Linked DNA regions of Mus musculus: regions 1 and 3 are each linked to region 2. A link is a loop called in an ENCODE intact Hi-C map of the cell type or tissue named here. Cell type or tissue: heart. All regions are shown on one strand.

Region 1 (8,000 bases), 97 kb before region 2:
TCCTGGATGTGCCTTTGGGGAGAGAAAAGAGCTCATACCAGCAGTTGTCTTTTCCTTGAGGAATTTGGAAAAATAAAAATAGCCACAAACCAGAAAAAAGGAGAACTACATTGCCAACTATATGTACACCGTCAGCACTGGCTGCCATCAGGGATAGCTGTCAGCCAACCTGCAGCCACATACCAGGAACACAATGGTTCTAGAGCAACTGTCCTTAGCTGCCAGTAGACCTTGAAGACCCACCCTGCCCAGCCACTGTCTGCAAGACTTTGGCCATATCCTCTTGGGCACCCTGCTTGCCAACTGTACCTATAATCATCTTCATGGGCCAGATCACATGTATTATGGTGGGGACAGAGATGGCATAAAGCAACAGAGAGGAAATCCTAGGCTACCTGTCAGCCTATAGAGGACATCTGTTCCTCATAGAACCTAGAACAGCTGGATTCAAGACTCTGTCCTGGGTCTACTATGGACCATTTCCAGTCCCAGGACCCTTCAGAACATGTGTTTCCTTTGATGAACCTACCTGGAGGGTGTATGGCCTACCTCTTTATGCTACTGTATAAACTTAGCTGAGTCTTATTTATTAATTAAAATCAATATAAGTATTAGTTAAACTAATAATAATTAAAATTAATAATTATTATTAATTTTTTGAAAGAGGTACTTAGTATGTGGCCTCGACTGGCTTGGAACGTATTATACAGACCAAGTTAGCCTCAAATTCATAGAGATCTACCTGTTTTCCCTCCTGAGTGTTGAGATTAAAGGCATGACCTGGTACCATGCCTGGCCTAGTAAATCTTCATTTCTGAAGTCCAACACAATTTCCCCAATTATGAAATGTGTTCTAGCAGTCTGTGAGAACCCACAACCAACCTTCAAAATTATGACACAAAGTACTGAAAGCCTCAGAGGCCACTAGTGGTCAAAGCACTCACCTGTTACTGGCATTTCTGGGAGGGGAGAGGCCGCTCATCGCTGCCTCTCTGAGCCTCCACCTTCTAGGAGACAGCAGGCACATCCCCAGCATTGCAGTGTTCCCTCACCACACACACACACAGCCCTGTCTGGCCACCATGCTCCTAGCTGTGTATTACACTGAGTTTAATTTTTGTATCCTCAAAACTGAAAGCAAAATGTCGAAGACTTGTCAAGGTCCTATAGCAGTGTTCTCTAAACTATGAAATCAAATAAACAAAAACATAGACTCCCTTCTGACTACATGGCCCTTCTGCCTCATCATCTGGTTTAAAAATGAAAAAACACAAGGTTAACTATTAAGAGCAAAGAGGGCCAGTCTCAGCTCCCTGCTCCTAAAGAAGGGCCAGGACCACCTGCCTAGCAGCCCTGGCAGGGCAGTGCCCAGGCCAGGCAGTGCCCAGGCCGCTGAGAACCAGGAGCATGGAAAAGGCAGGCCCGCCCACAGGGAGGCGGTCGCAGGCCACCGGCAGGTGAAAGGGCTGCAGGTGAAAGGAGATCACTCCCTAAACTTACCAGACTCCGGGTTCCAGAGAATGTGGGTGGATCATAGACCTCTGCCCCACTACAGAGCTCCAAGCCCACACCCTGTGTCCAGCAGCCAGCCTATCCTGCCCATGTGTGGGTTATGACTGCCTCAGGCAGGCCCAGCCCAAGACTCTTTCAGCCCCAAAGCTCAGCAGGGTTCAGCATGTGTCACCAGCATTATTATATGCAGGCCAAGGCCTCCCTGTGACCACAAACCAGCTCAACTTCCTGTTGTGTCATCTACAGAGGAATGGTGACCATTCCAGGAAGTCTGGGATTCAGGTGCCATGTGGAGCTGACAGGCTCATGGCCTGTCAGAACCAGCTCTGAGTGATCTGCTGTGCCAGCCAAGGATGCATGGCCACTGTGCCATACAACAGAGGTTGGCATCCCCGTAAGGAAAACACAGTCTCAAAGTAATGAGGAAACGAAAACTCCTCCTAAGTCCTCCATGCTGCCTCGGGAATACTTGATACTTGATACTTGGCAAACGTATAAAGCCCTCTTTTTTATTTTTTATTTATTTATTTATTTTTTTGAGACAGGGTTTCATTGTGTAGCCCTGGCTGTCCTGGAACTTACTCTAGACCAGGCTGGCCTCGAACTCAGAAATCCTGCCTCTGCCTCCCAAGTGCTGGGATTAAAGGCGTGCGCCACCAATGCCCCATAAGGCCCTCATTTTTATAACATAGGTGTTACACTGACATATAGAGGTATACAGAGATGCAGGTGACAGAGCTGTACCTCAGAGCCTAGAACAAATGGTCCCAGGCAGAGCAGAGAAAGGTGCCTGTCTAGACATTAACCCATAGTCCTAAAGTTCTCTCACTTGCACTTTCTGGTCTCAGAGAACGGCCTGCAGGCATTTTGTGTCCTGGCCTAAATAACTGATATCTAAGTAAAAACTGGCTGTGGGGGGCTGGAGAGATAGCTCAGCGACTAGGAGTGCATACTACTCCCCCAGCCTTGGGAGGCAAAGACAGTTGAATCTCTGAGTGTGAGACCAGACTGATCTAACAAACAAATTGAGTTCTAGGAGAGCCAGACTACCTAAAGAAACTATGACTTAAAACAAACAAAAAAAAAAAAAAAGGAAAAAAGGAAAAAAGGAGGTGGGGTTTACACTGCTCTTGATTTAGTTCCCAACACCCATATCTGGTAAAATCTGGAGTTACAATTGCCTGCAACTCCAGTTCCAGGGAGCCAAAAATATAATACAGTGTATTTACATATAATAAATAAATCTTTTTACAAAAAGATTTATTTATTTATTATATGTAAGTACACTGCAACTGTCTTCAGACACACCAGAAGAGGGAGTCAGATCTCATTACAGATGGTTGTGAGCCACCATGTGGTTGCTGGGATTTGAACTCTGGACCTTCGGAAGAGCAGTCGGGTGCTCTTACCCACTGAGCCATCTCACCAGCCCCCTAAATAAATCTTTAGAAATAAAATAAACAAGCAAAAACTGGCTGCTGTAGAGGCGTTAGGTAAGTGACAAAGCTAAGCTGTGCAGGAAGGGGCTGCAAGCAGCTGGTGGTTGGAAAATACAGGGGACCACTAGGATACTGGGAGGTGGTGGGCATGCATATGGGCACCAGACCAGGGACAGGAAGCAGGGGAGTGCCTAGAACTCTGGGTGATGGGGAGCTAGGGAGGGCCACACGTGGGACAGACAATGACACAGTGGATATTAGCAGAAGGCTTGGGGTTGGTGTAATTATGATTGCTGGATGCATGGATAAGAGAGTATACAACATGTCAAGATACAACATGTCAAGATACAACATGTCAAGAACCGTTGCTTCCAATGATATACATTTAGCAGCAACAGCAGCAGCAGCAGCAATAACTCACAACTCTGCTCTGTGAACTTGTAGGCCTTGGACAATTTTCCTCAAAAGCACTAATACTAGCATCCCTGCATCCCTAAGGGTGTAAACCATTACTGGGATTTACACCAACCCTGCAGCCAAGGTTCCTTTTAAGAGCAGTTCCTTGGATGGCCTGCAGGTGGCAGAAAAGCAAGGATGCGGTCTCCTCCAAGAGGAAGCTTGGAGCAGGGGGCTTCAACCAGGGTTGTGACCACTTTGGGGGCTGTATATCAGATATCCTACCCATGAGATATCTACACTGTAATTTGTAATACTAGGAAAATTACAGTTATGAAGTAGGAATGAAATAACTCTATGGTTGGGGGTCCCCACAACATGAGGAAGTGTATTAAAGGGTCGCAGCATAAGGGAGGATGAGGACCACTGCTGAGAGGGTCATACATAGCCTTGGGTCAGGTCTCTAATCCAGGCCAGAAAAAGGTGGTGCAGAGGGAAAACATTTATTCTTTGGAAATATCCAATGCTAACCAGAATTTGGGCTGACAGAGATAATGATCAGGTGTAACCCAGGAAGATACACTAACTGCTAAGGTCTCAGGGAGCTTGTGTTCCAGGGCGTTGTCCTAGCCAGCGACAGGATTGTGAGGAACACATAGGATGGGATGTGGCCAGTAGGAGAATGCATGCCTGTCAGAGGCAAGTCTTGGTCCCATCTCTAGCATGGCAAACCCACGGTTCAAACAAACAAATGAACAAAAAGAAGAATCTTTCAAGCAAGTAAAATCAGGTTAAAAAACAAAGAAAATTTGTATTTCTACAGGCTCACAACCATCTACAGTGGGATTTGATACCCTGTTCTCTTACGCAAGCATACATGCACATAGTGTGCTCATACACATACATACATATGTATGTACATACGTATGTAAGTACAAACATACATACATACATACATACATACATACATACATCTTTAAAAGAAGGAAAGACACAGAACACCAAGCAAGTCCCACTGATCCTATTTAACCTGTGCAGATGGTCACAGTCAGGGGACCCGGTCCCACGTGGCCACAGCCCTTAGCTCACCACTGCTTCTCTTTCTCCCTGGTTTATGTGTTTTTGGTTTTCAGACAGGGTCTGACTCTCGGCTGATATCTTACTAACAGCTCAAGCTGGCTCAGACTCGAGAGTCTCCTGCCTCAGACCGAGTGCCAAAGTATAGGTGTGTACCAAAACAGAAATTTGCCCCCTGCCTCTGGAAGCCATGGGAGAAACCACCAGCTAAAAGTCTCCACTTAGGATCTATGAACACAGTTGGCTTCTGAAACAACTCAGAACCCTGCACAGGGCAACCCCATAAAACTCCCAAGGAACACCCCTTCCCCTCAATTCTGGTAAACTCACATGATGGTCTGCGGGTTCTGCAGCACGCAGGCCTTTGGTCCAAATGTTGTCACTGGGCACGGTCCATGGAGAGAGCGGGTCCTCCTGTGGAGCACAGCGGAGACTGGTGTCAAAGTAGAAGGGGACAGTAAGCAAAACAGACATGCCCCTGTCAGACTCCAAGAAACCCAAGTGACAATAGCTCCATCATCCACAGCATTCACACGCGGGGCAGCAGATCCTGCCCTGGTCTGGGATGCTGCGCTGGAGCTCACGCTTGCCCAGGTTCCCTGGGACAGTACCGAGGCATGAAAACTGACCTGGACAGGTTCCCGTGGACACTGATCCTAAATCAGAGGAGGCACAAGTCTAGTAAGAGCCAGGAAAACACTGGCCTGGCATGAGCCAGGACCCAAGGCAGCACCTCTCAGCAGGTCTGTGGGCTATAATCGGGAGTCAAAACCTGGCACCACCCTCAATAATCTAGATGAACATTCTAGCAGAAATATTTTCTCTGGAGCACATGTGTGACAACACAGATACCAATTGAGCAACCCAGCCTTCCCTCCTAAAAAGTGACCCAGCCAGTTGAGCATCCAAACAAAGGTTCACTGCAGCCTGCCCTGACGAGGGACAGCAGCAGCCAGGCTCTCTATGCTTCTGGGCGATCAGGGCAAAGACCAAGACAGCATTGTGGTTGTTCATCTTGGGACACTCACTCAGGGCTCTGGGGCTTCACTAACTCCTCTTAGCCCAGAGAGAACACTGAGTTAGTAGAGTAGCCTTCAAACTTGCTTCCCTTCAGCTGCCTGTCTCCAAATCCACAAAATCTTCCAATGCTGATGACGCAGATGAAAGATTGCCCTGCCTCTGGGGGAGCAGGCAGTGTCCAGGGTCATGGAGCCCGGCCAGCCTGGCCAGCTGACAACTGGAGAGAAACCTGATTGCTGCAGGCCTTTCTGAGCTAGAGAAGTGTTAGAGTTTTACATAAAGCTTTCCCTTTTTTCTTCCTTTTTTATAACAGACCTCCCAATATGGCCCAGACTGGCCTTCAACTTGTGATCCCCCTGCCTCAGCCTTTTAAGATTACAAGTGTGAATCACTCACTAAGCCTGGGTTGTCTACATAGCCTTTAAAAGGTTATACAGAACATCACAAATATCAACTCATGTAGGAACTTAAAGGAACTAGGAAGAGAACTTAGGGCTTGCAGGAAATAAGAGTCAGCACCGGCCACCCTCTGTCCTCCTCGAAGGATAGTTGCACAGGCAAACTTGCTTGTACACTCATTGCTCCAGGACATCAGCCACCAGCTGCAGAAGCTGCTCTGACTTATGGCTACTTTCACAGGTCCAACATCCCCACAGAAACCAGAAACTCAGGCAATTATGTCCTAAGTCGGCAAGGCACAAACATAGTGGTGAGGCATAGGCACCGGAGGCCACCGTGATCAGCTGTGTACCCAGGGCAAAGGTGCTGGCCACCTAGCCTCTGCTGCAGCCATCTCACATAGAGCTTTCTACAAACAACTGCAGCAGCCACTCGTCCCTCTACCACTAAATGGGTGCTCTGTGAGATCACTCATCCTCACGGGAGAGACTGCCTGCCTGACTTTAAAGTGACTCCTCACCATCACATTTCACAGGTGTGATCCTTCTTCTGGAGTCAGTGTCAGTCTCTGGCAAGCTTCCATAAAAGACTTAGCGTGGTTATTGTCTCCAGGAATGAGAGTACCTCCTGATGTTAGTGGAACCTCATGCTTATCATGTGGCCTCCCCTTGAGGCTTTATGCAGCAGCAGTGGAAGGCAGTGGCCCACAACGTGTGCAAGAAAGTCTGCCCTTTGTGTAAGGAGCAGAGGCCTCTGGGTCACAACAGCTCCTCTTCCCCACCGGCACTTCTTTTGCTGAGCTCATCCATGCTCTCCTCTCAGCTCACCCAGCTCAGCTTGGCTCTGGCTGGGTGGCTCTGTGCTGAGGCAGAAAAGGAAAACATGGTGTGGCCTGTATTTCGTACATGCCAGTCGGTAACAAGTGTCCAGCACAAGTCTCGTGGACAGTGCTTCCCTCTGCTAAGGTCAGCACCACTTGGGCAGTGCCAAGCTCCACCCTACGGGCAAAACTCACACTAAGCAATGATGATCTGCCCTGATATCGGCTGTGTCCTCTGTAAGGATCCTAACACAGCATGAGAGGAAAAGGGGACACTCCTGGTCCTACCTGAACTCCTTGGTGCTGCCTAGGGCAGGTGAGGCTGACAGGCTCCGAGACTTGGCCCGGCCCCGGATAGGGTGATTGTAGCTCCAGGTCTCATCCCCATGACATGCTGAGCAGTTGTAGGAGGCTGAGTCGGCACTCAGCTCCTGACTCAGGTTCATCTTTTCTTGTTCCATTTCCATAGTTGATATGAGAAAAACTCTGGTGCCTTAATTTGATAAAAGAGAGCAAGTTACGTATACCAGCAGCAGTAACAAACATTCAGCACCATCCAGGGAAATGCTGGGTGTGATATCTGCTCTCACAAGACCTTCCACAAGATCCCTGTGGAAGGAGGGGAAGACTCCTGAGGCTCCTCCCTTCCCTGAAGGCGTATAAACAGTAAAGTCTGCCAGTTGGACTATGGTGGTACAGCTACCGCAATAAATTCACTCCTGGACTTGGTTGGGATCATTTGTCGCTGCCGTCTGTATCTGGGTGAAAAGAAAACAGACTCCCTAAGAAAAGGGGAAAAAAACCTGCCAGGTTCCCATTTTCCAGAGTTTTTGAAAATAGGCTACTTTCAGTCAGGCGGTGGTGGCGCCCACCTTTAATCCCAGCCCTCGGGAGGCAGAGGCAGGCAGATTTCTGAGTTAGAGGCCAGCCTGGTCTACAGAGTGAGTTCCAGGACAGCCAGGGCTATAAAGAGAAACCATGTATCAAAAAACCACCCCCCCCCCCCAAAAAAGGCTACTTTCACCTTAAAAATATTTAAGAACTCAGAATCCTTCCTGCTGTCGTTTTTCTACATTTTTGGAGACTGAATCCAGGGCCCAGCAAATTTTAGCTATGTCCAAGATACAACCTCACCCCTCACTGGTGTTTCTGAACCTTCTAAAGATAATGGAGAGTAAGGACAAAACAACCAAGGCAGAGTGTTAGTGTTTCCATCACAAGCCAGATAAAATGGTCCCTGGAAGGGTGGACACAGACCACAAAGCAGCCCTCATAGCCAAACAAGTAAGATGAAAATGTAAAGTGGTGGTGTGGACATCAGTACAGTAACATGCTTT
Region 2 (8,000 bases):
CAAGGGGCCCTCGTGGCAGAAAGCTGGAGGCTACCATTAGGAGCTCTGTTTAGGTAACACAAAGTTTCCAGCCTAAAGGATGGGTCTGTTTCCTGTCACCAGGCAGGAGGAAAATGCTGCTCAAAAGAGGAAAAAAAAACTTCAAGGTCCCCTCACAACCAACCTTCCTGTGAAACTAGAATTTGGAGTTAAGCGTTGTGGTGTATGCCTATAAAATCCCAGGACTCAAAAGGCCAGGCAAGGGAGTTGCTATGAATTCAAGTCCAACCTGGTTGACATAGCCAATTCCAGGCCTTCAAAACTATCAACTGAGACCTTGTCTTAAAAAAGATCAAAACCAAGGGACTGAAGACATGGTTCCGCTGTTAAGAGCCTTAGCTGTTGTTCCAGAGGACCCGGGTTTAATTCCTAGCACCCACGTGGCAGCTCACAACTGTCAGTAACTCCAATTCCAACAGATCTGATGCCTGTACACAGACATAAATTTAGGCTAACTGCCAATACACATTTGAAAAATTCAAAACCAAAAGAAAACATATAACTTCAGAATTTGGAGAGCAGTTAAGCTACCCCTAAAGGAACCTTTCTTGTTTGTGGTACTCGTGGGTGAAGATCAATTTGGTTGCTGCCCAGTGCAGGAATTATTAGGCAGCTCTGGACAATGGCTTCTCAGAACGTCCAGTTAGTGCTGGGCAGGACAGCTGAAACAAACATAACTCCAAGATCCCTGTATTGTTCAGTTCCACCTAATAGCTTAAGCAAACTAGGTCTCCCTTTACCCAGCTTTGGGCCCCAGTCCTACCCCTAGACATCCATTAAGGCATGTCTTGGGGTACAATCTCAATCTCTGGGAATTCTGGGGCCACCATGGCCCCCTCCTTCCCAAAAGTCCCTAGTCCTATTTCTTTCCCAGCCTGGGGAAGCAATATAAGCAAAGGCCACCGTTGTTTTCTTGGACTTCCTCCATTTCCTGCAGGCCACGGGTTCTGGCCTGACAGGACAACTGGTGACCATACCCTGATACATTCTCTGTGAGAAAGGTTGGATGGAGATGTGACAGAGGTTGAGGGGTGCAAAGGCCTATTCCCAGACTCTGACATACACACAGACGAGAGGACTTCAGTGAACAGGGATGTAGGGTACAGGCCTCAGTGGCCAGAGGTAGGGCCTGATGGGTGGCTTGGTGAAGTAGACTGGTCCAGAGGCAGTTCTTAGCCCTGAGACATTTTGTGGCTTGTGGACAAAACATTTCCTTCCCCCACACAGTGTTAACTTACAGACCTAGGCAGACACAGGAAAGGGGTTCTGGGAACAATGAATGGGGAAACACACATACTATTTATTGGCCATGCTGAATCTAGAAACCGGATATGGACCCTGAGGTCATGATAGCTTGCTTGTCTAAGGCAAAGGAGCTACCTAGATTCTGAGCTGCTAGGTGCAGGCCCCTGCCTCCAGCTCTCTTCTCTGCCTAGAGCCTTGCCTGAGGGAAGGGAGTTCCTGACATCCTGGGGACTCTTTTCCCAGCAGATGGCACCCTGGGACCCACTATCCTGAGACTAGGCTCTTCCAACACCTGCTAGGTAAACATATCACACCTGTGGCAGCGGCAGCAGCAGCAGGGGCAAGCCACCCAGCTCTCAAACTTTCCACAGAGGCCAGGCTCCTTAGGGTTCTGGCTAAGGGGCCACAGGATTGTTGCTGGAACTGAGCTTGTCCCAGAATCCTGTCCACAACCCTGCTGGGCCCACCAGGTATGGACAGAATGTGTACTTGGAAGTGCCCTTCTACACCAGGAAACTATTTGTCACTAAACAAGACAATACTATCAGAGCCATTTCCAGTGGGCAGGGGAGGCCATCTATAAGCCTCTCCGGACCCCTAGTAGGTATGGTTCTGGCCATAATGGGTCCTGTTCATAGAGTCCTGAATTCCCCTTAGGCTGAAGATCTGTATGCCACATTCTAACAGAAAGTCACCCCAGTTTGCCAGATTGACCCCCCTGAGGAAGGTTCTGGGTTGCAGCCTTCTAGCCCCAGCGAACCCACACTTGATGTCCTTTGCTGCTCTCCTCACCATGCCCATGTTGTCCTCCCCTCCCCTCCCCTCCTCTGTCCCACGTCTCCACAAAGAACTTCCACAGTCTCACATGTACTCGTGGACTTAATCAGAAGGGAGAGAGAGCCCTCAGATATGTCTGTTGACTCTGTTCCCTGGCTTTATCTTACCTTTTTTTTTTTTTTTAAATGTGGAAAGGGCTGGAGAAATGGCTCAGCAGTTGTAGGCACTGGCTATTCATCCAGGGGACCTGGGTTTGATTTTCAGCACTCACATGGTAGTTCATAACCTTCTGTAACTCCAATTCCAAGGGAATCCAACACCCTTTTCTGGCCTCTGTGGACACCAGACATGCCCATGGTGCACACACACACACACATGTTTTTGTTTTTGTTTTTGAGAGATTTCTCTGTGTATCCCCGGCTGTCCTGGAACTTAGATCCACCTGCCTCTGGCTGGTGCTGGGATGAAAGGGTCATGCCGCCACTGCCTAGCAAAATGTGCTGTTTATTTATTTATTTATTTATTTATTTATTTATTTAATATTTGAGAGACTGTGTCTCGTGTATCCAAGGCTGGCCTCTAACTCACTATGAGGTCAACGATGAGATGACCTTAGCTTCTAATCCTCTTGCCTTTGCCCTCCAAGTGCTGGGATTAGAGGATATAACAGCAGATTCCCCCCCTTTTTTTTTAAATTAAAAAGAAATTGAGATAGGATTTTTATTTTGGTTTAGTTTGGTTTGGTTTGGTTCTGCCTCCCGAGAGCTGTAATTCAAGGTGTGTCACACCACCAACAGCATTGAGACAGGATCAGCCAGCATTGGCTTAGCTTTGAGCTTGTGATTTCTCAGCCTCTGCCTCTCTACTGCGTCCATGTCACTGTCCTTTCTGTCCTGCTGGTCTCTTGATTCCCACCCAGCGGCCCCATGCTAGGTGGGAAGCCAGTCTTCAGGAGTTTGTCCCCTCCCTGCTGATGGTGCCCAGTTGAGATAGCTGCTCTAGGCCCTTCCACTTCTTCCTCAGGCCAGCTGACCTTTCACCTCGTGCCTGAGTCTGTTCATCATGTCAGTGACATTGTCCCAGGCCTCTGCCTGGGACCCGAGCAAGAATCCATATGTAGTGCACCATCCTGAGTTCAATAGTACTAGGAATGAAAGAGTCGCTGAATAGCCTCCTCATACCACTTCCTTACCCAGAGTCACTCAACTGTGATCTAAGCCATGTTCAGCCATCCTTGACACTGGGCCCTGGACCCTTTTGTAGAGGCCCCAAGGCAAGAAGCAGTTAACAGCTTAACCTTCTGTAGAGCCATCCTTGATGCTAAGCCTCAAGCCCCAGGGCAGCACCCCAGGGGTTCAGCCAACACATTCTTGGCAGGACCTGGATCCTGCAGGGGCAGCTTCCTTCTGAGTGGCCTCTGGGGTCCAAGAGCTGTTTGTCTAGAATTTTGTCCCTGTGGTTCAGTCACCTACCACCTGGGAGATGATGCAAGATTTGCCGGAAAGAGGCAATGAGGAGAGGCAGGCATGGGGGAGAGCGAGCCATGGCTCCAGGCAGTGACAGTTTTGTGCTTTGGGAGGACTGACAGTGTGGGGCTGGAATTGGGGTTGGCCTCCAGCTGTGAGGTACGGATGCTGGAGCCAGCATCATCTATACATCTATAGCCTTCAGGTACCTTCCAGGGGAGGCTGGGCCAACGGTGCTTGGTGTTTTGAAAAACAGCCTAGGAGGCCATGAAGGGAGCGAGGGCCCTGGAGCTTCTCTCTGTGACGTCCCTGTGAGATGGGTTGGGCCCTGCTGCAATACCTCTGGGGCTCATGCCTAGGCCTGCCCTGAGTCCTTTGTGGTCGGCCCTGCGACTAGCTCAGACTTCTAATGGTCTCCTATTCTGCCTCATTTGCCCTTCTATTGCTCTCTGAAGTTTATTTTTTATATACTTATTTATTTATTTATTTATTTATTTTTTTAGATAGGCCCTCACTATGTAGACTTGGTTGGCCTGGAGCTCACAGAGATCTGTCAACCTTTGCCTCTGAAGTACTGGGATTAAAGATGTGTGCGTGCCAGCACACCCAGTCTATCCTTTGGGGTCTTTAATTTTCTTCTTCTTTTCTTTCCTTTCCCCCCACCCCCCGCTCTCCAATCATCAGTCTCTCTATGTATTTCTGGCTGCTCTGCAACTCACTATGCAGACCAAGCTGACCTCGAACACACAGAGATACATCTGCCTCTTCCTCCAGGGCACTGGGATCAAAGGTGTACGCCATTGCTTTCCTTCCTTGACTCCTAGAAAAGATTATATATATGGAGAAGCGCTCCAGCCCTGCAGTGGGGACAAGAGTAGATGCCTTTGATTCAACACTGACTGGGTGTTCCTGGGGTCACCTGCTGCCTTGCCTACCCACTACAGCTTGCGAACGCTGCCTCTCAGGCCAGGGCTCTATAAAGAAAAGAATGCATGCGCCTCACTAGCTTTACTACCCAGTCTCAGTTTTCCTTCCGTACTGTAGAGATGTAGATAGGATGGAACTCCCTGGCAAATGCTAAGGCCACTTCTACTCTGGTGGCTGGACACAATGGACTTAAGGTGTAGAGCAGTCTGTGCCCTCAATGCCTTTGGATAAAACGGCTCTGCTGAACATTTAAGACAGAAAAGAACAAGGGCGAGCCCTTCCCTGTCCCATCGTAGAGTCCAGAGCCATGGGCGGCTCAGATGAGCCTGAGCCAAGTTGGGGCTGGACAGAGCAGGAAGTACAGCGTGGTCCTCCCTCTCCAAGGACTAGGTCCAGGCCTGTTGGCTCGCCTGGTGGGAACAAGCGCCACCATGCCCAGAAGGCTGTTTGCAGGGATTGTTAGTCAGAAACTTGGCACTTGCACAGATTGGGGTTAGAGTTCTGCGTGTGCCCCCCACCCCGCCCCCATCCCCTCACCCCGAGTTAGGGTCTGCACCTGCAGGACTGTAGCTATTGTCAGCTTTCCAGGTGGCTGAGATGGAATTTATGTCTATTCTTTTTCTTTGCAATTGTGGAAACTTGAAAGTGATACTTACAAGACTGCGTTTCGAAAACAGAGCGCCCCACCCCTGGTCTCCAACCCAAGCTTTTAGTCCCAACAGACTCCGAAGAGCCCTGGCCGCCACGCCTGGCTGCGAATGGTGCTCGAGCGCCACCTGGTGGGAAATAAGCGGAACTTCCGAACTCCGAGCGGCGCCGCTTCCGGATTGGTTGAATGAATGAAAGAAGGGCTTAAAAGTGGAGCAGAGAAGGAGCTTGGCATGATTGACAGGGACAAAGTCAGGACCGGGCTTGGGAGAAACGTCCAACTGGGCCCAGTTAACACCCCCACTCCCATTTTTTAGTGTTTCGACACAAGGTTTTGTGGTGTCGCCCTGAATGTCCTGGAACTCGCTCTGAGACCGGACTGGCCTGGAACTCAGAGATCCGCCTGTCTCAGCCTCCTGAGTGCTGGGATTAAATAAGGGTCTTACGATGCTGACCTCGCCTCACAGTGTGCGGCACTCTTGTACCAATACCCAAAGGCTTTCAATTCAGCTGTCCGCCTAACCCCTCAGCAACATGAAGGAGAGAAAATCTTAGCAGGCCAAGCCTGAAGACTCAATAGTCAGCAGTTAGAGAGAAGGGGGATTACGGTTTTTGACGACAGCCTGAGGTACAAGGTGAAATTCGAGCTCAAAGAAGTAAAGATGATAAGTGTAGCTGCCAGTGGCCAGGGGATACTGGGCTCCTGAAAGGAAAGCTGGAGATGGATGGGAAGGATGGCCAGAGAAATAACGAGCCAAGACAAAGTTCTCTGACCAAGGCTCAGTGTTTTAATTCTCTAGTCTGACTTTTAAAGTGGGTGTGTGGGGGGATCCCTCCCCCACTATGCCAGGAAAACAAGCTCAGCTGCTCAACAGGTCGTGGCTTCTTGCAGGAAGCTGCGGATGTGGCAGGACGATAGACTTTACCTAGATCTGAAGGCAAACAAGGTCTGATCCAGACGCTCAAGGCTGGGGGTGAGGGCACAGATAAGTGGCTCAGAGATTAAAAGCATCTTTTGCTCTTGCTGGAGGACCTAAGTTCGCTTTCCAGCATTCCGGTGATGGTTCACAACTGTCTATGTACAGCTCCAGTACCAAGGCGTCTGAAACCCTCTTCTGCCTTCCTGGGTAGCAGGCATCCACGAGGTGCACATATGTACACGCTGGCAAATACACAGATGGTAAAGGTAAGCATTCTTTTTTTAAAAGTAAGAGGCTGCTGTTTTCCCAGAGAACCGGGGTTCAGTTGCCTGCACCCACATGGCAACTTACAAGTGTACGCAGCTACAATCCCAGGGGATCTAGCCCCTTCACAGACATATGTGCAAAAAAAAACACCAAGTTACATAAAATTTTAAAAAATCTTTAGGGGAAACAAAAAGAATAAAAAGGACTAGGCAACAGCAGCTCACACCTTCAATCCCAGCACTCGGGAGGCTGCGGCAGGCAGATCTCTGGGGTTGAGGCCAGCCTGGTTTACAGAGCAAGTTCCAGGACAGCCAGGGCTACATGAAGGAATTCTGTCTCAAAAACAAAAACAAACAAGCAAAGACTAAAAAGGAGATAAACTCTGTCTGGCAATACATTTCTTGTATTCTGCACTATCTGTCACTTCTACTTCACTAAAACATAGCTGAGGCTCAGCCTGGCCTCGCAGAGATGAGGACAGAGGCCATGTCTGGTGGCTGGCGCTCCCATCCAGGTCTCTTTGTATGCAGGAAGACCCACTCCTGTGGTAGGTGGGAAGTGTGGAGGCTTCAGAGAAGTTGGTGAGTATCTGTCTCAATACAAATTGTTTGGCTGTGCTGGATATAGATCCAGGTGTATTATGCCTGCTAGGTGGGTTTACTCCCACCCACCACCGAGCTGCCTAAGAGCCTAATTGCCTATTTTACCAAAGTCATGTATAGTCTTAGTAGATAACCTTGATGAACTCAGAGAACCACCTCAACTCTTCCCTGATTCTATTTTCTACTCCCACAGTGTGTGTGTGTGTGTGCTTATGTGTGTATGTGTGTGTTTGTGTAGTGTATATGTGTTTGTGTGTGTTTATGTGGTGTGTATGTGTTTGTGTTTGTGTGTGTGTGTGTGTGTGTGTGTGTGTGCTTCTTTCCAGGCACACATCATTACCTCTCTGTGCTAGGAATGAAATCCAGGGCTTTGTGTGCTTTCTAAACATAAATTATCCACTGGGTTCTACCCTACCTATCTGCTGTGGTCTCATTTGCCTTTCCTCCATGGTTAGTGATACCGAACATCTTTTCTTGTGTTTGTTTCCTACAATCTCTGCTCTGTCCTCTTCAGAGGGACGTCCACCCAGGTCCTTTGCTTATTTTTAAAAAAACTGATTTGGGGCTGGAGGCTGGAGAGATGGCTCAGCGGGTAAGAGCACTGACTGCTCTTCCAGAGGTCCTGAGTTCAAATCCCAGCAACCACGTGGTGACTCACAACCACCTGTAATGAGATCTGATGCCCTCTTCTGGTGTGTCTGAACAGCTACAGTGTACTCATATATAATAATAAATAAATCTTAAAAAAGAAAAAAGAAAAAATTAAAACTAAAAAAACCCTGATTTATGGGCTGGAGAGATGGCTCAGCAGGTAAGAGCACTGACTGCTCTTCCAGAGGTCCTGAGTTCAAATCCCAGCAACCACATGGTGGCTCACAACCACCCATAATGAGATCTGACCCCCTCTTCTGGTGTGTCTGAAGACAGCTACAGTGTACTTACATATAATAAATAAATAAATAAATAAATAAATAAATAAATAAATAAATCTTTTTTAAAAAATTTAAAAAACTGATTTATTTGGGTTGGAGAGTTGGCTCAGCGGTTAAGAGCACCGACTGTTCTTCCAATGGTCCTGAGTTCAGTTCCCAGCAACCACATAGTGACTC
Region 3 (8,000 bases), 220 kb before region 2:
AGAGGAGGGAGGGGCGGAGGGCAGGTGGAGCTTGCACTACCTGAGGATGTTGTGTGCTTCCATGCTCCGATTCTGGTTACTCGAGCACACCACCGCCACCCGCAGCGGCGATGACGGCATGGCACCGACCGAACTACCCACTGCTCTCGCTACGGAGCTCCCACCTAGAAGCCGGCTTCCGCGCGAGGAAGATGGCGGTAACCGGAAATCTGCGACACGGAAGTGAACGCAACGCAACGCAACGCAACGCGTGGGGAGGCCGACGGTGCTCTCCTGGGCTCGTACTGCAGCCGGCGCGGGAGGGCGACCGGCCGACGCCGAATCAGCCTGAGAGCAGCCGAGGCCGGCGGTCGTGGACCACCTTCGCCGGCGCGTGACGTCACAGGACCTGCGCCGGCAACTGGAGCGGTGTGAGCCGCGCCTGCGTCCTAATGTACCGTCGCCTCGGATGACGCGCTAGGCGCGGCGCTTGCGCAATACTGAAAACTTCAGTGGGACGGGCGTTGGGGCGGGTCCGGGGAGTCTCAAGTCCTTTCCGCGGCTTCTCTTGGTGTGGTTGGGACGTTTTTCATTCCGGTTTCCTCCAGGTGGTCACTCTGCCAATTTCATAGATGCACTGGGCTCCAGCACTTGGTTTGTGCCCTATCTCTATCACGAGTACCTTCCTCAGAGTCACTGGACTTCTAGAAGCACGTCACTTCCTCTGTGAGCCCGTTGCAGCTTAACATGTAAACGATATGAAAAATATGGGTGAGGTAGCGGGCTCTTCAAGTTCGGCCAATCGGAAAACTGGCAGGAAAAATCGCTTCTCTGTTGGAAGCCAGTTTAGGTTGCCTATTGAGAGCTCGATCTCAAGTGAGAGGGGGAGAGAGAAATAGAGTTGCTGCTGGGCGTGGTGCCTCACACTTTTCTTTAATCCTAGAACTCGGTAATCAGGTCGACTTACAGCCGGCCTACCTGCCTGGTGACCTGTCCCCTCTAGCTCGAATGGAATGGTCAAGAAGTGAAGGGGATTAGATAAGTTGTTTGGAGATTCTGAGAACTCCTTTAAAGTTGGAGCAGTATGAGATTGTCAGGGACAAGAAGGTAGATAATGTGTAGTAAGTATAACAAAAGCTGTGTTTTGCCGGGCGGTGGTGGCGCACGCCTTTAATCCCAGCACTTGGGAGGCAGAGACAGGCAAATTTCTGAGTTCGAGGACAGCCTGGTCTACAGAGTGAGTTCCAGGACAGCCAGGGCTACACAGAGAAACCCTGTCTCAAAAAAAAAGCCGTAGATTCAGTAATCTACCCTTTATTCCTATTATTCCTGTATCTTCCTCTTTTCTTTTTCATCCCTTCTCCCTCCTTTATAAAAGTATATTTTATTCGCTTATAGTAATTGTCTCAAAGACTACCTCTACCTGTTTGCCTAGGCCTAGAATCTTCTAGCCTCCATGCAACCTTTTTTTCTTTTAAAGTTTATTTATATATATGAGTACACTATGGCTGTCTTCAGTCACACCAGAAGACGGCATGGGATTCCATTACAGATGATCGTGAGTCACCATTTGGTTGCTGGGAATTAAACTCAGGACCTTTGGGAAAGCAGTCCGTGCTCTTAACTACTGAGCCATCTCTCCAGTCCTATTTTGAAACTAAATTTCCCACTATGAACCTCCTCATTGCTATTGAAGTCTGCCATCATTGTTCCTTGTGTTAATGAGGAGGAGAGTATTGAGAACCTGTTGCGAGTAAGCCCACAGAGACCATCACGTGGACACTCTGAAAGCCAAAAGGAAAGTCTTTATTTTTGCCTGCTAGCTGCACAGAGAACTTGCCCAAATCATGTAACCTTGAGCCTTGCAGCTCTTTGACTTTATGTACAAAGACCATCTTGATTGGCATGCTTCAGTTAGCGAGAAGCAGAACTGTGGAAGTCAAAAAGCAAGATTAGAACATTGAGGAAGTTTTTACTTGGGGACTTATGGACTATGTTTCTATTTAGTCAGGTGTTGAGGCCTATGTGCTGGGCTTTTTCTTTGTTTGGTTTGTTTTGAAGATTTATTTTGTGTGAGAACACTAGCTGTTGAGGCCTATGTGCTGGGTGGTTTTGTTTCTTTAAAGATTTATTTATTTTATGTGAGTACACTGTTGCTCTCTTCACACACACCAGAAGAGGGCATCAGATCCCATTAAAGATGGTTGTGAAATATGGTTGTTGGGAATTGAACTCAGGAGCTCTGGAAGAACAGTCAGTGCTATTTATTTATTTCATGTATATGAGTATACCAATGCTCTCTTCAGACACACCAGAAGAGGGCATCAGACCCCATTACAGATGGTTGTGAGCCACCATGTGGTTGGTGGGATTTGAACCCAGGACCTCTGGAAGAGCAGTCAGTGCTCTTAACCGCTAAGCCATCTCTCCAGCCCATGTGCTGGGTTTTAAGTGCAGAATGGTGTCTCTAACATAGCATCAGTTGTGCTAAAGTCTGGGGACCTGTTACAAACGAGGTGCCAGAATCCTTAGGTCCTCTGATATGTTCAAGGGAACAGTATTAAGCAGCACGTGTGTGTTTTTGAGGAACCAGTGAGGACATTTCCCCCACTTTTATCATACTTACTATTATAAAATTCTGTGGCCAGGAGTGACAGTGAGTACCTTTGTTTTATGTTCTCTTATCCTGGGTTTGCTTAGTTGGCTTTTTGTTTTGTCTTTGGTGTTTTTGAGACAGGCTCTTACTAAGTAGCTCTGTCTTGGAAATCCCTATGTAGACCAGGCTGGCCTCAAATTCCGAGATCTGCCTGCATCATGCCTCCCAAGTGTTGGGATTAAAGGCCTACACTACTCCACCTAGCTGGTAGGGGTTGTCTCCAAAAAACTAACAAAAAATATGTATGTGGGGCCAAAGCGCAAGGAGCATTTAACAAACAGGAGGTGCAAGTGAAAACTGGGCGATCATTTGAGAAGAGGATTAGGGGTGCTGTGATTGCTGTAGTGTGATTTATCCAGTGCGCTTGGGCCTTTAAAGGATCCCCAGTTGCTAGTCAACTGGCCATTTGGTAATTCTTAGCCATTAGAACCGCTTGGCCCTATGGCCTTCTGTGTTGGTTGCCTCTTGGATTTCTGGGAAGGGGATAAGTTATATATAAAAAGCCAGCTGAGGCAGAGAAAAGAGGAACTGGGCTAGCAAGGTGAGAAGAAAAGGCAATTGGTGCAGAAGATATTGTTAGGAGGCAGTTCAGCCAGGAGAAGCTGAGATGAGCAGAGGCTGCCACAGTTGTGAGGGTTTGGAGCTGCTGGTATTGACAAAACTGTAGAGGGGACTGTGTAAGCAGACTGTTGGGGACTGAGGGGGGGACAGTCGGGAGAAACGTTTGAGGCTGGGAGGAGTGCTGGCCGGTAGCTAAGAGATCTGGTTACTGTTCTAAAATAGAAGATGTTTTACACAACGCTTTCATACCGTAAAGATTCTCTTCACCATAAAGATTATGATGAAGATCCCTTTTCATTTGCAGTCACAAGTAAGAGCAGATCTATTTACACAGTGAATATGAAAACCTCTGTGGTTTTCCAATGCTCTCATAACACATCAGCCTGATATTCAAGGCATTATGTCTTGACGCCAATCTCTCCTCCGTCTTAGAACGTAATGGCAGAGAAGCTAGACGCTGCTCATCTCATGCCTTTCCTTCTAATATATGTGCTGCTCCCATCCGTTATTTCTTCTGCAGACATTACTTCACCTGTCCTGCTTGTCCAGCTATATCTCAGTCACTTTCGTCACTAATTGAGCCACAACTGATGTCCCTTCCTTCAGAAAGGCTTCCCCTCCTACTTCTTTAGTCCACTATCCTGTGCCTGCTCCAAGTGCCACAACACATTCAACTTGCCCTTATGTCTCTGAACATTCTTTTTGGAACTATATGCCCTGCTTATAGACTCTGAACCCTAAAAGGGTTCATACATACATATATACATACACACATATGCATATATGATACACATATACACCACACACATGAAACCCAAGGCTTTCTTCCACTGAGCTGCCTCCCATCCCCTTTCCAGTATGCATAGGCCTGCTGTCCCAGTGTGGGTAAGATGATATTTATAACCTCAGTACTTAGGTCGTGAGGGCAAGAGAATCAGTTTAGGGTCGATTTCAGCTATGCAGAGCTTAAGGCCAGCCTAGACTACACGAATCCCTATCTCCAAAACAAAGTAAAGCAAAACTTACTGTCTGTGTACAAGCCCTCAACCGAGTGCTCCCAGATCATAAGGGAGGGGAGGGGCTAAGTGATATCACAGCCTTGTGCACACTGAGTGGTCACACTACCAAGACTACAGAGTTAGACTCTCTCTCTCACTGATGCCTGTTTCAAGGCAGAAGGTGAGAAACCTAAGCTGAAAAACTCTTTTATTTTTTATGTATATAGGTGTTCGGCCTGCATGCATGTCTATATATGTATGCCTGGGACACTCTGAGGCCTGAAGAGGGCATCAGATCCCCTACAGCTAGAATCTAGATGGTTGCCAGCTAACCATGTGGGTGCTGGGAATCTAACCCAGATCTTCTGGAAGAGCAATTAGTGCTCTTAAATGATGAGCCAACTCTCCAACACCTAGAGCAATTTTTTATTTTTTGTGTAGCCCTAGCTGTACTAGAACTCACTCTGTAGACCAAGCTGGCCTCATCTGCCTGTGTCTGCCTATCTACCAAGCCCTGGGATTAAAAGTGTATACTACCACCTCCCAGATCATGACATTTAAAAAAACAAAACAAAACAAAACAAAAAAACCTTTTAAACTAAAATGAAGTCTTTTCTTTCTTCAGATTTTATTTTGTGTACATCTGCATGTACCCCTGCATGCCAGAAGAGGGCACCAAATCCTATAAATGGTTATGAGCCACCATGCCATTGCTGGAAATTGAACTCAGGCCCTTTGGAAGAGAAATCAGTGCTCTTAACCACTAAGCCACCTCTCCAGCCCTACCACTTTTGCTTTTGCTTTTTTGACACAGTCTCTCTATGTAGCATTGGCTGGCCTGGAAATCACTATGCAGACCAGGTTGGCCTCAAACTCCCAAATGCTGGGATTAAAGTGCCACCATGCCTGGCTAGGACAAGTTTTTAATAGCTTGAATAAGACAACTAACCTAACAAATCACAAGTATAGTACTTAAGTCATAAAACTCAGTATGTTTCTCTATACATGAAAACACCTGCAAAATTAACAAAACACATTTATCAAACTCAAACATTTCTTATACCACTTTGTAATCTTTCCCGCCTCCTCTACTCCCAGCCCTCAGTCATATCCCCAGGCAACCCACCACTCTCCAGTCAACACTAACGTTGCTGCCTGTTACTATGGTCTGCATATTTTAGAATTACAGTCTCAGGTAGTTCAGGCTAGCCTCAAAGACAATTTATGCCTGGGAATGACCCTGACATCCTGACCCCCTTCACGTGACCAGGGTTCTAGTGCCCTGCTCCTTTGTCTGGCCTTTTGTTGTTGTTGTTGAGACAAGGTTTCTCTGAGTAGCCCTGGCAGTCCTGGAACTTGCTCTGTAGACCTCAAAACTCAGTGATCCACCTGCCTCTGGTCCCCAAGTGCTGTGATTAAAGGTGTGCACTACCATGCCCAGGTTCCCTATTGCCAGCTTTCCTGCTGTCTATTGCTGGTTGCTTTCCACTGTTTGGCCATACCACATTTTGATCAACAACCTGCAGATGGTAATTTGTGCTGTTTCTAGTCTGGGGCTATTACAGATACCTCACACTTCAGCCATGAGCATCTCCGTGTAAACTGTGCATACAAACACTTTCGAAGTTTTCATTGAACTAATACCTGGAAGTGAAGCAGAAATGGGATTTTTTTCTTTTCATTCTGTTTTGACTTTTGTGTTTTGGGGGCAATGCCTCACTTGCTAAGCTCAAGCCCCCTTCAGGTCTGTAATCATCAACCTCCTGAGTGCTGGCCTGTGCCACCATGCCCAGCCTGTGTGTGTGCAAATGCTTCCCATTTGGATTAAGAAAAAGTCAAAGAGGAGAGGCATGGTGGCACACACCTTTAGTCCCAGAATTCTGGAGGCAGAGGCAGGCGGATCTCTCTCAGTCCAAGACCAGTCTAGTCTATATAGCAAGTTTCAGCATAACCATGACTTTATAGTGAGACCTTGTCTCTAAAACAAAAAAGGAGAGACAGACAGACAGAGACAGAGGGAGGGAGAGAGGAAGGGAGGGAGAAAAAACTGCTGAGGGGATGGAGGCATAGCTTCAGTGGTAGGAGCTCTTGCCAAACATGACAAGGACCTGAGTTCAGTCCCTAACATAGACAGGGCCTATGGCAAGCAATCCTCTTGCTTCAGCCTGCTAAGTGATGAGATCATGTGAATATCTCATGTGAATACCACGTGTTTGGCAATAGGCAGAATCTTTAAATACTGATATTTACATTCCTTTGTGTGTGTGCTCATGGAGCACGTACATGGAGAGGTCTGGCCACAACCTCAAGGAGTTGGTGCCCTCGCTCCACCTTGTAAGTCCCAGGACTCAAACTCAAGTCAAGCTTGACAGGTGCCTTTACCCAGTGAGCCATGTCACCAACCTGCAGGCTCATGTAGCCAAGACTGGCCTTGAACGTCGGATAGCCCTGCCTCCACCTTCCAACTGCTGAGAGATTATATATTTGAACCCAGAACCTAGCTTAAAATTTCTATAAAGTTTATCAATTTGTTCTTTTATGATACATGTTATTATGTGTGATGGGAAAAAAAGGGTGCTAGATAGGATTAATGGTATATTGTGCATTTCAGAATAGATCAGAGAACCCGGAGACATAGCTGGAAACTTCAAAATAGGGATGGGGATATAACTCAGTTGGTAGAATGCTTGCCTAGCACACATAATACCTCAGGCTTGACATCTCGTACTCTATAAAACCAAAACTGGTGGTCCATCAATTATTTCAGTACCCGGGGAGAAAGAAGGGTCAGGGTTCAAGCTGATCTTTGACTCATGAGTTGGAAGCTATCCAAGGCTGTAAGAGACTGTCTCAAAAAAAAACAAGAAACAAAAAAAACAAAAAAGGCAGGGAGGGAAAGATGGGAAAAGGTAGAGGAAGACGCAGAAGGCAGGCAAGAGGGGTGTACATACCTGCAGCACCAGCACTCACTCACGTGGCTTAGTCACATTCCTTTAATCTTAGCAGTGGGGAGGCACCAGGCAGCAGATCTCTGGGAGTTCAAGGCCTGGCTGGTCTACATATCAAGGTGCAGGGCAGTCAGGGCTTTACACTAAGACCCTGTCTCAAAAGCAAAAATCTCCTGAGTCACACTAGCCACAGTGACCAGTGGGGTTACACTGTGTGTTCTGAAAGGGTGTGTTACTGTCCTGGGTACAGTGAGTGAGCTTTGAGTCACTTCTATGTAACTCAGCACATGGAGGGTCTGAAATGCTGGTACACTTTTCATGGGGGTTCAGTTCACGCAAAGAACGATGGCTATGGGTCATTCTGGTAGGCTAAGGTAGTTACATGCTATGACTATGTTTTTGAAGGTAGGCAGATTCGAAGGTCTTGTTTTGGGTAAAAATGTACAATGTCCCTGGAGATCATACTGAAAATTTTAAGAAGGGACACACACTTGAGCAGGGTTGGGCTGGGGCATAGCTGCTCATGGAAACCTGAACAGTAATTAAATGGGTACAATTCATTCCTCTCCATATGTCTGACCTGTATGTTGGGGATTTTTGTTGTTTGTGTTTTCTTTTTTTTTTTTTTTTTTAGGTTTTATTTTATTATTATATCTAAGTACACTGTAGCTGTGTCTTCAGATGCCCCTGAAGAGGGCGTCAGATCTCATTACGGATGGTTGTGAGCCACCATGTGGTTGCTGGGATTTGAACTCAGGACCTCTGCAAGAGCAGTCAGTGCTCTTAACCACTGAGCCATCTCTGCAGCCCTGTTTGTGTTTTCTTTCCTGGCCTTTAACTCGATGCGTAGCTAAGAAT

What was found. Peaks named below come from ENCODE experiments on the same cell type or tissue, not always from the same donor. Only the 100,000 strongest peaks of a DNase experiment are listed, where the experiment ranks them.
Region 1: it touches region 2 in a loop (5-fold over the local background); 24 of 42 quality-filtered maps call a loop at or near these places.
Region 3: a loop joins it to region 2, with 6 times the contacts of the local background. A loop is called at or near these places in 14 of 42 quality-filtered maps.

What each region holds. Positions count from the first base shown.
Region 1 is chr4:155,576,149-155,584,148 of GRCm38, reverse strand. Nadk (NAD kinase) reads right to left here. Exons shown (of 12, transcript NM_001159637.1): 2 at 6,952-7,156; 3 at 4,755-4,838; 4 at 1-12. The coding sequence starts at 7,130. Among named protein-coding and RNA genes, the nearest start is that of Nadk, 16 kb to the right of the region's middle. In heart, a CTCF peak has its summit at 3,525 (motif pointing right); DNase peaks (open chromatin) are centred at 5,648 and 6,818.
Region 2 is chr4:155,478,788-155,486,787 of GRCm38, reverse strand. No RefSeq gene overlaps it. Among named protein-coding and RNA genes, the nearest start is that of Gnb1, 8.6 kb to the left of the region's middle. In heart, no CTCF peak of the experiment used is centred here; DNase peaks (open chromatin) are centred at 1,067, 4,507, 4,867, 5,217 and 1 weaker place; H3K4me3 peaks cover 620 bases; H3K27ac peaks cover 1,434 bases.
Region 3 is chr4:155,697,502-155,705,501 of GRCm38, reverse strand. It overlaps Ssu72 (Ssu72 RNA polymerase II CTD phosphatase homolog (yeast)), which reads right to left and starts at 687. Exons shown (of 5, transcript NM_026899.3): 1 at 41-687. The coding sequence starts at 120. In heart, a CTCF peak has its summit at 4,850 (motif pointing right); a DNase peak (open chromatin) is centred at 461; H3K4me3 peaks cover 1,457 bases; H3K27ac peaks cover 1,279 bases.